2 separate regions of the Homo sapiens genome follow, and region 1 is linked to region 2. Evidence: chromatin contacts called from ENCODE Hi-C or POLR2A ChIA-PET data. All regions are on one chromosome and are shown on one strand. The core of a region is the stretch at or near the end of the contact, and the rest is flanking DNA. Distances in the headings are between cores, read along the strand shown.

What was found. A loop is a pair of places that touch in the nucleus more often than their neighbours do. ChIA-PET counts read pairs that join two places held with the same protein, here RNA polymerase II (POLR2A). Pooled maps may share reads with other maps.
Region 1: a map of DLD1 shows a loop between it and region 2 (4-fold over the local background). The contact joins two enhancer-like sites. A Hi-C loop is called at or near these places in 1 of 168 maps with a recorded cell type or tissue (DLD1), 2 of 37 single-sample maps with no recorded cell type and 2 of 50 pooled maps. POLR2A ChIA-PET finds 5 or more read pairs at or near these places in 1 of 52 experiments (activated T-cell).

The regions. Positions count from the first base shown.
Region 1 is chr2:71,849,385-71,855,127 of GRCh38, forward strand. No RefSeq gene overlaps it. Among named protein-coding and RNA genes, the nearest start is that of CYP26B1, 300 kb to the right of the region's middle. RefSeq lists a silencer at 1-89. Within about 2 kb of position 2,045, at least 3 of the 41 ENCODE cell types and tissues checked have a DNase peak (open chromatin) inside an H3K27ac peak, as active enhancers do.
Region 2 is chr2:71,798,766-71,804,449 of GRCh38, forward strand. No RefSeq gene overlaps it. Among named protein-coding and RNA genes, the nearest start is that of DYSF, 330 kb to the left of the region's middle. Within about 2 kb of position 3,251, at least 2 of the 41 ENCODE cell types and tissues checked have a DNase peak (open chromatin) inside an H3K27ac peak, as active enhancers do.

The DNA of each region.
Region 1 (5,743 bases), core at 795-3,294, 49 kb after region 2:
GGAGCAGGCTCACCACGTCCAGAGCCTTGATGTGGCTGCATACAGGGGAGGGAGTTGCTGACCACAATTTTCTGGATCGATTTGGACTAAGAAAATTTTGTCAAATTTTAAAAATCACAAAAATAGACCTATTTTTGCTTAAAAAAAAAAAAAGAAAGAAAAGGAAAAACCACTGGAGAGAAGGGTCAGATACTTCTCTAAAATGGGCAGATGTTATTATGTGAGCTTTGGTGAGTACCAGGGAGCATCAACCCTCACCACCCTGTGCATGAGCAGTGCAAGGTCGTGTCTCAAGGCAGAAAGCAGGGATCCTGACCACTGAGTCTGGATGGTCACCGGGCAGCCGCCGAGAGCTGAGCTTCCCTGACTGGGGCCGTGAGACTGCCTGGCTCACACCTTGCGGAGGACTGAGACTCCCCACCCCCATGGCCTTCTGAAACTGCTGCAGACAAGGTTGCTTTCCACAGGCCCGGCTTCTGGGGGCCCTGGAACCCAGTGCCCAGACTTCTCTTCTCAGGCCAGGGCTATGGGGCTGTCACAGCACTTTTCACATGTGTGTGCGATTTCTTGGTTTATGTTGGTCTTTTTCTGTCTTTAATTAAATTCCTTTTGGAAAAAATCCATTTCCACAGCACCAAGGGATTAAAAGTTCTCAGTTTTGTTTTTGATTTTTGTTTTTACTCCATCTGTGCCATGGCTCGGGGCCCTTAGTGACTGACTTTCATGTTGGGGACAGCAGGCACCTGACTGAGCTGTGGGCGAGCAGGGGAATGGTGTTGAGTGAGGTGACAACTTGAGACCAGACAGGTGGCAAAGCTAATGAAAATTTTGCCCCCTTACTTCCATACACTGACCCTAAATGGCCACCCTCTTCAAAAAGGACCAGAGCCCCAAATACACACTGCTGTCAGCCCTGATCCCTCTTTAGTCCCTCCCTCCGAGACCCTCCCCTCTCGTCCTGTGTGGCCAAGTCCCAGCCTGGACACTCTGTCTTCAAAGGTAAAAAACAAAGCCGGCTTGTTGCTCCATATTTGTCTTGGGAGTGCTTGTTCCTAGGAGAGCCTCCTGGCCTCCCAGGCCAGGAATAGCACCAGTCTACAAGGCCAGCCTGGCTGCCCTGCCAGCCCTTCTGAATTGCTTGTTTTTATTAAAATTCTTCTGCACGCGCAATCCCTGATGGTGTGTGGATTTTGGATGAGGCGGTGTGGGGGACCCGGGGAGAGGAAGGCCCTAGGCTTATTGGGCCTGGTGTTTATTTGGCCTGCCTGTCCAGAGTGATAGAGAATGGAAGTCCATAAAAGTGACCCAGGATTTGTGCCCCAGAGCTCGGCAGGATGTGACACAAGGCCCATGGCAGGCTTGGACTGGGTCTGGGCTATCAGCCCCCAGATGATATGATACAGAATAGCTCTGGAGAGCTGCAGGAGTGGAAAATGACATGGCTCCGCACTGTTGCACAAATCATATGAGAACTGCTCCCTCTCGGCTTCTACCTGCAGGCTCGGGCTTGGCAGCTGTCCCCTGGCCAGATGCAGCATTTTGAAGCAGCCAGGGCCCACTGTGGCAGCCTCAGCAATATAGAAATGGCCAGGAGCAGAGTTGGGCACCTTGGCTTCCAATTTGTTCTGAGTCTGGTCTGGTCCCAGGCTCTAAACCCAATGCTTTTCGGGGCTGTGTGTCACCTTCCCAGGCCCACATATTTCTCAGCATTCCTCACCTGGTCTCGGAGGGGGACAGTGCCCCAACTCCAGGGTAGAATCTGTTCTGTATGGTTGGACTTACACACAGAAATTCTACTACCATCATTCAATTCAATTTACCTGGATATGGATTTCCCTCTTGCCCCACTGATCCCCACTCTCCTGGGCCTTTAAGTGAGTCATTCTCCTGGGAGGTCTGGGGTAAGACAGGCAGACAATGACAGACAGTGGCATGGGAGCTTCCAGCCGAAGAGTGCACCTTTCAACATCACAGCCAAAGGCCTAGATGCATGCTCTCCCTACAGCCTGGGCTCTGGGCCCCTGCTGAGGTGACCACCCCCACAAGACCTACGGGAACGTGGTGGAGGGTGTAGGGGTGGGGGAGCAGTTTTCAAGTCAGGAAATTGCAAAAGTTCCAGCGTCCGCAGCCAAAGGCTCAGTGTGGAAAATTTCAGGCTCCAAGCAGGGTTCCAGAGGAGGAGGAAAGGAGCAATGGGGCCAAGATACTTGTCCCCAGCTTCCCAGACCTGGGCCCTCCCCTCACACGCAGGAGGTGTGTCAAGAGCCCAGGGCAGAACTCTCTAGTAGAAACCTCTGTAGAGTCCAGGGGCTGGCTCACACACCTTCCCGACTGGTCAGAGAGAAAAATGCATACAAAACAATCCTAGCTTCCAGGGAATGCTACAAAGGAATCCCAGCCCTCAGTGTTCAGAGGGAAACTGAGGCACAATGAAAGGAATCTGCTGTAGATAAGACCAAAGTTTCATCGTAGGGGACTGTCTCACCCACATATCGGGCAAGCGTCACAGTTCCACATAGGAAGGGGTGTATGCTCATGGGGGAAGGTTCAGGGTAGGACTGGTGGTCTTGGAAGGTCTCCCCTCTCCTCAGATTCTTTCTGGGGACTTGCTCTAGGAAGAGCTGAGGCTCAGGGTAGCCAGAACAATGAAGTGGTGGAATGAATTGGGGAGTGGGTGCCAGGCATGGAGGCCAAGAGTGTCTGCAGCCCTGCCAGCCAAGACTTCCTCACTGCCCGTTCAGCCCCTACTGCCGTGTACCCCCGGTGGGTCCCTGCTCTGCGGCAGGCATGCTCCAAGTGGCAGGGCTCCCACCTGTCATCAGGAATCACCAGGGCCCCACAGGCAACCCGGTGACCCCGCGTCCTGGCCAGGACTGTTTGACCGGGCCTAGGGGGAGCCGCCTGCCCGCCGCCACCAGCATCTCCGCCGCCTACTTGGGCCTCCTCGGGGCTCCTGGAGCCGGGCCGAGAGCGTGCAGCCTGCCGGCTTGCGGCTGGGGATTTCACTCGGAGCCGCTACATTTGGAACCCATTATTTAATCATTAATTTCCTCCTCTCGTCGACCCCTTCCACCCCGCCTCAGCTCGGCGCCCCCGCCCCAGATTAGATCTCCACGTGGTGCTTTGCAGTGATCCTTGACAGGGCTTCTGTGCTGGGGACGGGAGGCGGGGAGGGGAGCGGCAGCTGGGGCTGGCCCAGGGCTGCTCGGTAGGTTGGCTGGGAGGGAAGAAAGGGCAGCCCGGAGCCTGGACCTGCGGGGCTGGAGGGAGAAAAGTATCCAGACCCTGACCCCAGGAACTAGTGGTGTGAGCTGTGCCTGGCTGAAGGTGTAAGAACAGGGACACTGCTCCCTCCCCTCAAAGCTCAGGGCAGTCCAGCTGACCCAGCCCCGGTGTTTTGAGGTCAAGGGCACCTGAAGCTCCTCTAAGCCTCTATGTCCTGCCGTGGAGCTCCTTGCCCCCATTCTACCTTGGGGGTGTGTGGGGTGGAGAGAAGGTGAGTGGGGGATGGAGGCCCATTCTGGGTAAGGCTGTAGTCTGTGCCCTCCACTGTCCTTCCACCCCCAGCCCTGTGCCCATCCAGGTAACGCGGCATGGCTCACCTCAGAGAGCTCCCAGTCAGACCCAGGAGGTTGTAGGGAGCACCTCCTGGCTGAGTGAGTGACCAGGAGCCTCTATCACACTTTGCAGGACACAAGGGGAGGTGAGGCTGAGGGTGCCCACACTTCCTGCACTCTCTGTCCTCCCACAGACCCTTCATTACATGCTCCAAGATCAGAGAGCTGAGGGATTCCTGGGTAGGGGCAGCGCTGAGGACACTGTGCACCTGGGTGGGAGGGACAGCACTGGAATCAGGGAATAGGGAAGGAAAACATGCACTGGTGCCCACTATGGACCCTGCCTGCATGCTGGGCACTTTTCTGACCTTGCTGTGTCGTTGCCAGAAGCAGCAGCCACACTGGCTATAAGATGTGCTTTTATGTGCCTGACCATGTCCTAAGCCTTTTATATCCCTTACCTCACTGTAACACTCCCAGCAGGCCCAGGGGAGGCACTACTATTATGCTTACTTTAAAGATGGGGATACTGAGGCTCAGAGATACATGAAGCAGCTCTCAAAATCAGAAGAATCAGGAACAAGATTGAAAGCCTGTGCTCTTCCCAACACTTAAGAAGCCTCTAGCTGCAAACCTCATGGTTAGCTGGGCTGGGGTATGAACCCAGGCCCCCTCTGTCATTCCTTACCCCCTATCCCTGGAGAGAGCTGGCCAGTCACTGGCATATCTCAGTAAGAGATGCTAAAGGGACAGAAATTTCTCTTGCTCACAACTCCACTCACAGCAAAATGCCCTCCCTCATCCCTCCATCCTGAAACACCATCTTCTTCCAAGGCCCATCTCAGCCAAGCCCTCCCTGACATCCCCAATCTCTTCCTTGAATTCTTAGCAGCACTTAAAGGCCGAGATGCATTTCTTGCCCTTGTTCTGATGTCTCCAGAAGTTTTCTATGGGTGAGACTTTTCTCTCACCAGCCTGGGAGCTCTTGAGAGAAATACCATCATAAAAGTGCCCCTGGGCCGGGTGAGGACCCAGAGGGCAGGATGCTCAGGTTCCAACTCTGTACCGCATTGCCTCACCGCTGCCCACAGCGGGTGCCACACGGGTATGCACAGGCCTGGAATCCAGAGGGCAGGCCTCCCTTTCCTTCATACACTCACTGACCACAGTAGCAGCTGATTGCTGGCTGAACCTGTTGAGAGGCTGTGGAGAGGCATAGGCTCAGCCACCTCCCACTCCCACTCCTGCTACAGATGCTGAAGCTGGATGCTAACTTCCCATGCGACTGGGATGGGGGCATCTGATCAGGGCTGGAGACTCCCTGCCTGGACTCTAAACCAAACCCAGGACAGGGAAGAATGATTCTGGTGGTCACTTCAGCATCAGCAGCCTTCAGTTTCGAGGGAGAGCAGCAGCAGCAGTGCCAGCTGTTGTGCCCAGTGTTCAGAGCTGGTGCATCTCAGAGCCCCTTCTGTGACGTGCTTTGGGCTATGCCCTGGCTTTTCAGCCTTCCACTACTCTCATCTGTTTTTTTGAGCCTGTCTTTCTACCCTTTTGTGCAATTCTGGGGGACATTGAATAACCTTTCTCTGCCTAAACTGGCCAGACTAAGTTTCTGTTGCTTATAAATGATGCGGTCTGGATTCTCAGAGTCTTTCTTTACCCACCTCCCACCCATAACTTAGAATCTACTTGGCCTGCAGTCTAGATATTCAGAGACAAGATACTAAGCTAATATTCCATTCAGTGTAGATTCCAAAGTCAGACACCTGCTTTTTCCCAGAAGATTCTGGGGAAAAAATTAGAGCACATGATATAATAGATGGAAATTGGCCTTGGATTGGCCAGAACCCGGATTGAGTCAAAGCCCTACCTTTCACAAGAGATGAAATATTTAACCTCTTTAAGCCATCACTTTCTTTAATCTGCAAAGTAAATAGAATAAAACCTGCTTCACGTCAGTTGTTGCAAAGGTTAAATGAGATAACTAATAAGCACAAAGCACCTAAAATGGTTCCTGGTACATAATGGTCACTCAGCATTTATTCATTCAGCCTGCATTTCCTAATTTCTGGCCGCAATTCTTCACTCCTCTCTACATCTGTGGTCTTTGCCATGTGAATTTTTCGTTCCTGCTATTAGAGGTGGAGTATACTTTGCTAACCCACAACTCCGTGGGCTCATCT
Region 2 (5,684 bases), core at 2,001-4,500:
CCTGCCAAGTCCTGGCACATACAGGACCAGACAGTAGAGTTCAGGCTGTCCCTGAGACTGCTGAAATGCCCCTTCTCCTTCACCAAGGACCAGGGGAGAAAAAGGGACCATGGACTGGAGACAGACAGCGGGAAGGGCGGGGAGCCAGGCGATGTCATCAATGCCTGCTGTCAGGCTGGGGCCCTGCTGTCATCTAACCTGCCCGGGGCTGATGTGTCCTGGTCACTGTTAGTCCATGGGAGAAGGACCCTTATCATGGCTGGGAGACCAGGAGAAGGGGTGCAGCTCCCCTTGTGTCTTGGATTGGAACATGATTGCCAATAGGTGGCCCCAGTGGTGATGAGGGCTGTGAAGGAGGGTCCTCCATCTTTCCTGCCACCAGCCGCACCACCATGGCTACCTTCACCGCCTTTCCAGCCAAAGCCTTTCAAAGCCATGTCTTGGTGGGTAGAACTGGATGGGGCTCTAGGCTGTGACTTTAAATGAGAATCACTAAACTGTTGGAGATAATGGAAGGGAAGTGAGGGGCCAGTGGGGACAGGCCAGCCCTTGGGTCCATGAGACCAGTGCACTGTAGCCAAGAGTCTGAAGCCTGGCCCACATCCTCAGCCCTGGGAACATAGGAATGGCCTCAAGACCCCTGCTCAAGTCCTATGTTCTCTCCCACCAGGGACAACTGGCCATGTGGGCTTGTCTCATGGCCCCTGCATGTAATAGCTCCATTCAGTTTGGGCTTTTCATTCTTAAGTAGCACCACAGTGGGAAGTCTCTGGGCCTGTCCAGCTACTTTACACGGCCTCCCCCAGCTGGAGTTGAAACCTATGCCTCCAAGTCCTTCCTGCACCCCTTGGGGTTTCCTCTTCAGCCCTCTAGCAAATAACTATTCCAACAAAAACCTTCACAGCTCCCCAAGAACTTGCCATAATTTATAGGCACAAGGCAGTCCAAATCCATATGGAGAAAAGTAACATTCCTCCCCAAGAAGCAGCCCAGCCAGCCGAGAGTGGGAGAGAGAGAGAGAGACTGCTAAAAGATATACCTGTGTATTAAAAGAACTGGGGACTGAGGACTGGGGACAGACAATGGGAAGGCAGGAAGTGAGGCAATGTCACCTCACAGCTTTTAGTCCAAGGGTGACCAGCTGCCTTCAAAGGATGCCTTGGGACAAAATATGGCTGCCAGGTTTCATTTGTCCAAATGGTGGTTTTCCTAGAACAAAGGGACTTTTTTTTTTTTCTCAAAGGTAAATTAAAGCTACTTCTTTTAGGGAAGCCCAGAAAGATTTGAATTTTTAAGTGAGTTCGTCCAGCCTCTGCCCTGTTATGCAATTGAACTTGTACAGTAAACCCCAGGGAGGTGAGGTGTTACCATCCCCATTTTGTGAATGAAGAAACTGAGGCTTAGGGTGGTTAAGCTGCTTCTACTCTGATGTAACAAGAGGAGGCAGGATGCAGAGCCAGGTCTGCTGACCTGCAGAGCCCATACTGCAGGGGAGAGGGGGTCCCCAGAACTTAGAGGATATCAAGTCGAGAGGACAAGCACCGTCCAGTGGCTGAAAAGGCCAAGTCGAGCTGCACCGGAATGGGAGGGGTTAAGAGCCATACTGTGGAGGCAAAGTCATTCCAACACCACCCCCTCCCCCCTTTTCTCTTCCTTTTCCACTGAGTTGACCTTTAAATTATGGCATCAGCTGTCGTGCCAGACATGCTGCGATTTCCCCTCACTCCATCTGCCCAGCCTTCCCACTGGCGCAGTTTCTAGCTTGCTGCATTCTCCTCCCTCCTTCCCGTTCTCTCCTTCTCTCTCCTCTGCCCCCATCAGCTGCCTCCCTCTGAGTCCCATTCACAAAATCCCAGCCATGTCGCTGGCCCTGCTGCAGGTGGCATTCGGGCATTGCTGGTGTCCCCCCAGGGCCATGTCTCCCCACCTCCCAACTCTGCTCCGGGACACTGCAGCTGGGAAGTCACCTCTGCCCAGTCCTACTCCTGCCTCCCTCCAGGCTGGTCTGTAAGCCTGCACACCGGCCTCTCCCCACCCGTGCCCCATCCAGGCCCTTGCTGCTCCCATCTTCCTCCAGCCCCACCCCTCCCCAAAGCCTCCAGTGGGGATGCACCCTCTGCTTAATATTCATTTGCATTTGGCCCAGGGCCTAAACTATATATTTTGTTTTTTTGCCATGACTGTAGAATATAGCAGACATTAAATCTTATCGGTTTAATTTTCTTCCAGATAATAGTACAGGCTTTGAATTTTTTCTTAAACTATGGAAAAAGTGTCAAAGAAAAGTGGAACATTAATCAAGGGACTTTGATGAAAGGAATGAAAGTGTTTTCCTAAGAGCCCAACATGTGGTGCAGCTGCTGGTGGATATTTAAATGACATTTTTCATATGTTGCTATAAAAAAAAATCTCTTTGAGTTGATTCTGGAAATATATTACAATTTGCTACAATGCCAGTGGTCTTAAAATTATTTAGAAATAAAATGTGTTTATGATTTCTGCTCTACTTTGTATATTTGTCTGCTTCAGGACTCTTTCCTTTGAGGAGGGCCTAACCAGTCTACCCCAGAAGCAGTAAGTCTCTTCAGGACAGGCACCATCAGACAGGGGGTCCCCAAAGATGGGAGTCATATTTTCTTCTTCTGTGGCCTTTGGCCTAACATGTCACTCTTCTCCAGAGGTTTAAGCTGCAATGGGAGGGATTCAGGCGAGAAAGAAAGAGGTGATGGAGAACGTCATTATGTATTAGGAAGGTCTGGGGAAAGCTTTTTAAAAGGTGTGATTTCTCCTGTAAATGAGAAAGGAATGAATTCGTTCAACTCCTAGGTTTCCTTATAAGCCTGAACACCCAGGAGAGTGGAATCCAGAGGCCAGAAAACCCTGACCTCCAGCCTCCCTTGTGAGGCTCCTCACAGCATGGAAGGGACCCCTCCCTCCATTTGGGCTGGGAGAGACTGGAGCTTCAGTCTCATTTTTGGAGCCAGCTGGGCTGGGAAATCTTTGGGAGTCTGCCCTTCCCAGCCCCCTCACTGGGATGCCTTCCTCAGAAGATCATTTAGGGCTTCTAGGCTCCTGCCCTCTGAAGGACCCACTTCTCCCCTATGAACCCTGCATCCTTGTAACTTTGCCAATCCTAGTGCCAGGGGAAGGAAAGAGACTCCCGAGAGGTGCCCTTGGCATGTGGACACGGAGGCCGTCTGTCCTGGGCTCTCTGACGGACCGCAGAGGCAAGGCCAGGGTCTCAGCAGTAGGAGCGCCTAGGCTGATTCCAGAGCAGAAGAGGCCCCACAGTCCCTCCCAGGACCCAGAAGGCAGATGTCCTGGGCGCTTGCTGTTCTTCCCCCAGCCTGCGCAGCTCCTGGGGGAGATGAACGGAGGCCTGAAAGCCTTCCCAGTCTGGCCTCGGGCCCTGCATTGGCAGTCAGTTCTGTCCCCATTGACCAGTGGGGGGCACACTCTCCCAAGTTTTCCTGTCTCCACTGTAATTGTCATTTGGACCTGAAGGTAAATTCAAGGGTGCTGGTGCCTCCTTCCCTGCCAGGGGCTCCCTGGAGGAGGGGTGGACAGGAGAAGCTCTGCTTCTGCGCAGTCTGCAGGGCATCTCCAGCCTCTGGGCTGCTCTCTTCTCCTGTTCTGGCCTTTGGGTCCCCAGCTTCTCCTCCTGTCCACTTGCCCCACATGTCCTCCCGAGAGGAGACCTTTTATGAGGACTCTGGTTTGGGGAAGGGAAGAAACCTGCCCAAGCGCAACTAAGCTTTCCTTCCTCTCAGATCTGCCTCCACTTTCCTTCCTGATCTCATTGTCCCCTCTTTCTACCCAACCTACTCAGTTCTACACTGTCCCCCAAGTGTCCAACCTTGGGTCTGCCTCTGCTTCTTTTCTGCAATTAGATGCCTTCTTGTAGGCCCAGCCGAGGCTCCACTTTCTCCCTAGGGCCTTCCCTGTCTGACTCCAAAGAACACAGTGGCTGAAGCTTGGGAAGAGGAGTGAGTGAGGTGGGGTCTTGCCTTGCCAGTTGCCTTAGCTCTGCTACTTTTGTCTTACACCCCCTCGGACTATGAGCCCCTTGGGCAGGACGGTGCCAGGAGGGCAGCCTTTATTTTTCCATAACACTGTTTGGTGCAGGTGGAGCTCAGAGAAGACACCCCTGGAGGGATTTGGAACAGCCTCTTAGGCACCTTTGGGAGGTCCCTGAGTCTCAGCTGATTGAACTAATTTAGCTGATCACGATAATTCTCTTGCCTGTAACAATTTAGGAATGAAATATGAGAAGAGTCTGTTGGGGGCTTTGAGGAAATATTTTCTCACACCCAAGACAGAGATACAGTGACACAGGAAAACAAGTCCTTTGCTTTCCTCTGGTCGTATCCATGCCTAGATGAGATGGTAGAATGCCTGCAGCATCTGAGGATGAAGCCGTGACACAGATGAGGACAAGCCAAGAGCATCTCAGAAGCATGCAACAGGAGCCCTGATGAACCTTCTTAGAAAACAAGATCATCAGTTTCTCTCACCATGTTGTCTAGCTGAAGATGGAATGTCCTGCTACTTACAGCCATAAAACAGCCTACCTGCATGGGAAGAGGTGGATGGAGGCTGGAGAAACACTCATTGCTGAGCTGAACCGGGGCTGACTGATAACAAAGACCTTACCCTCTCTCCCTCCCTCTTCTTCCTTCCCAGAAAGAAAGAAGGGGTCTTTTTCCAAGGCCACCTCTGAGACTAAATAGGGATGGCTAGGACTGCATCACTGGGCCATTTTGAGGTCCTTCTAGGATAACACACATACTATAAAGGCTCATTAGGGGCTCCATTCCATCCATCCCCTTTCCCCTGCTGTTTTGCTTGCAAAGACAAAATGTTCGTAGGTCTTTGTTGCATGCTGAAGATAGCCATTAGTAAAGAAAAGGGAAACAAGGGCTCAAATGGAGGAATCCCAGTGTCTGCCCTTGATCCCAAACCAATCAGATCCTAGGGGCTTTCAACAGCGAAGGAGCATTGCAGAACCTCACTGTGTCTTGAATACTGCATTTTATGATTCAACACCATTGGGAGATGGACTGCATCTCATAATGGATCCAAGAACACAAGAGTTTCCGCTTCCAGGGATGCTGCATGACCATAGGGATGCAGCCCATGTCAGCAGCAGTTGCCTTAGAAAATACTGGAAACTGAGGGCCTGGTCACTCATGCCTGGTGAGAGCATTCCCAGCAGGGTAAAGTGAAGAACCCAGCCCTGCCTGCATAGTTCTCTGAGACCACTGCATGTAAAGTAGCACCCAGTGCTAACCAGATCTCCAAGGAGTTGGCTAAACTCTGTGCCCTGGTGTTGTAGATATTGCTGTGCCCCTGAAAGCCAGCGCCAATGAACATAGCATGGCACCAGGGCTCCAACATTCACTGTAAAAAGTCAGGTAGAAACAAGCTTGAACTACACCCATAAAGGTTTGAGTCAGCTGCAAGGAGACTTCCTGAAAGAGTGGTTGGGCCACAGCTAGAAATGGGCAGCCAGTAATATTTTCCCTGCCTCTGTTTTAGACTCAGATATCTTTAAAGGCAGGAGAGCTACTCAGGAGACAGGTTTGGTAGTTGGTGCTGTTCTCAGTTAGAGGCTAGGGCTAAGTGACCTGCCACTCCTCTCTAGGCCTGGAGAGGGACATGTGTACTACGTGTACTCAGGCTCA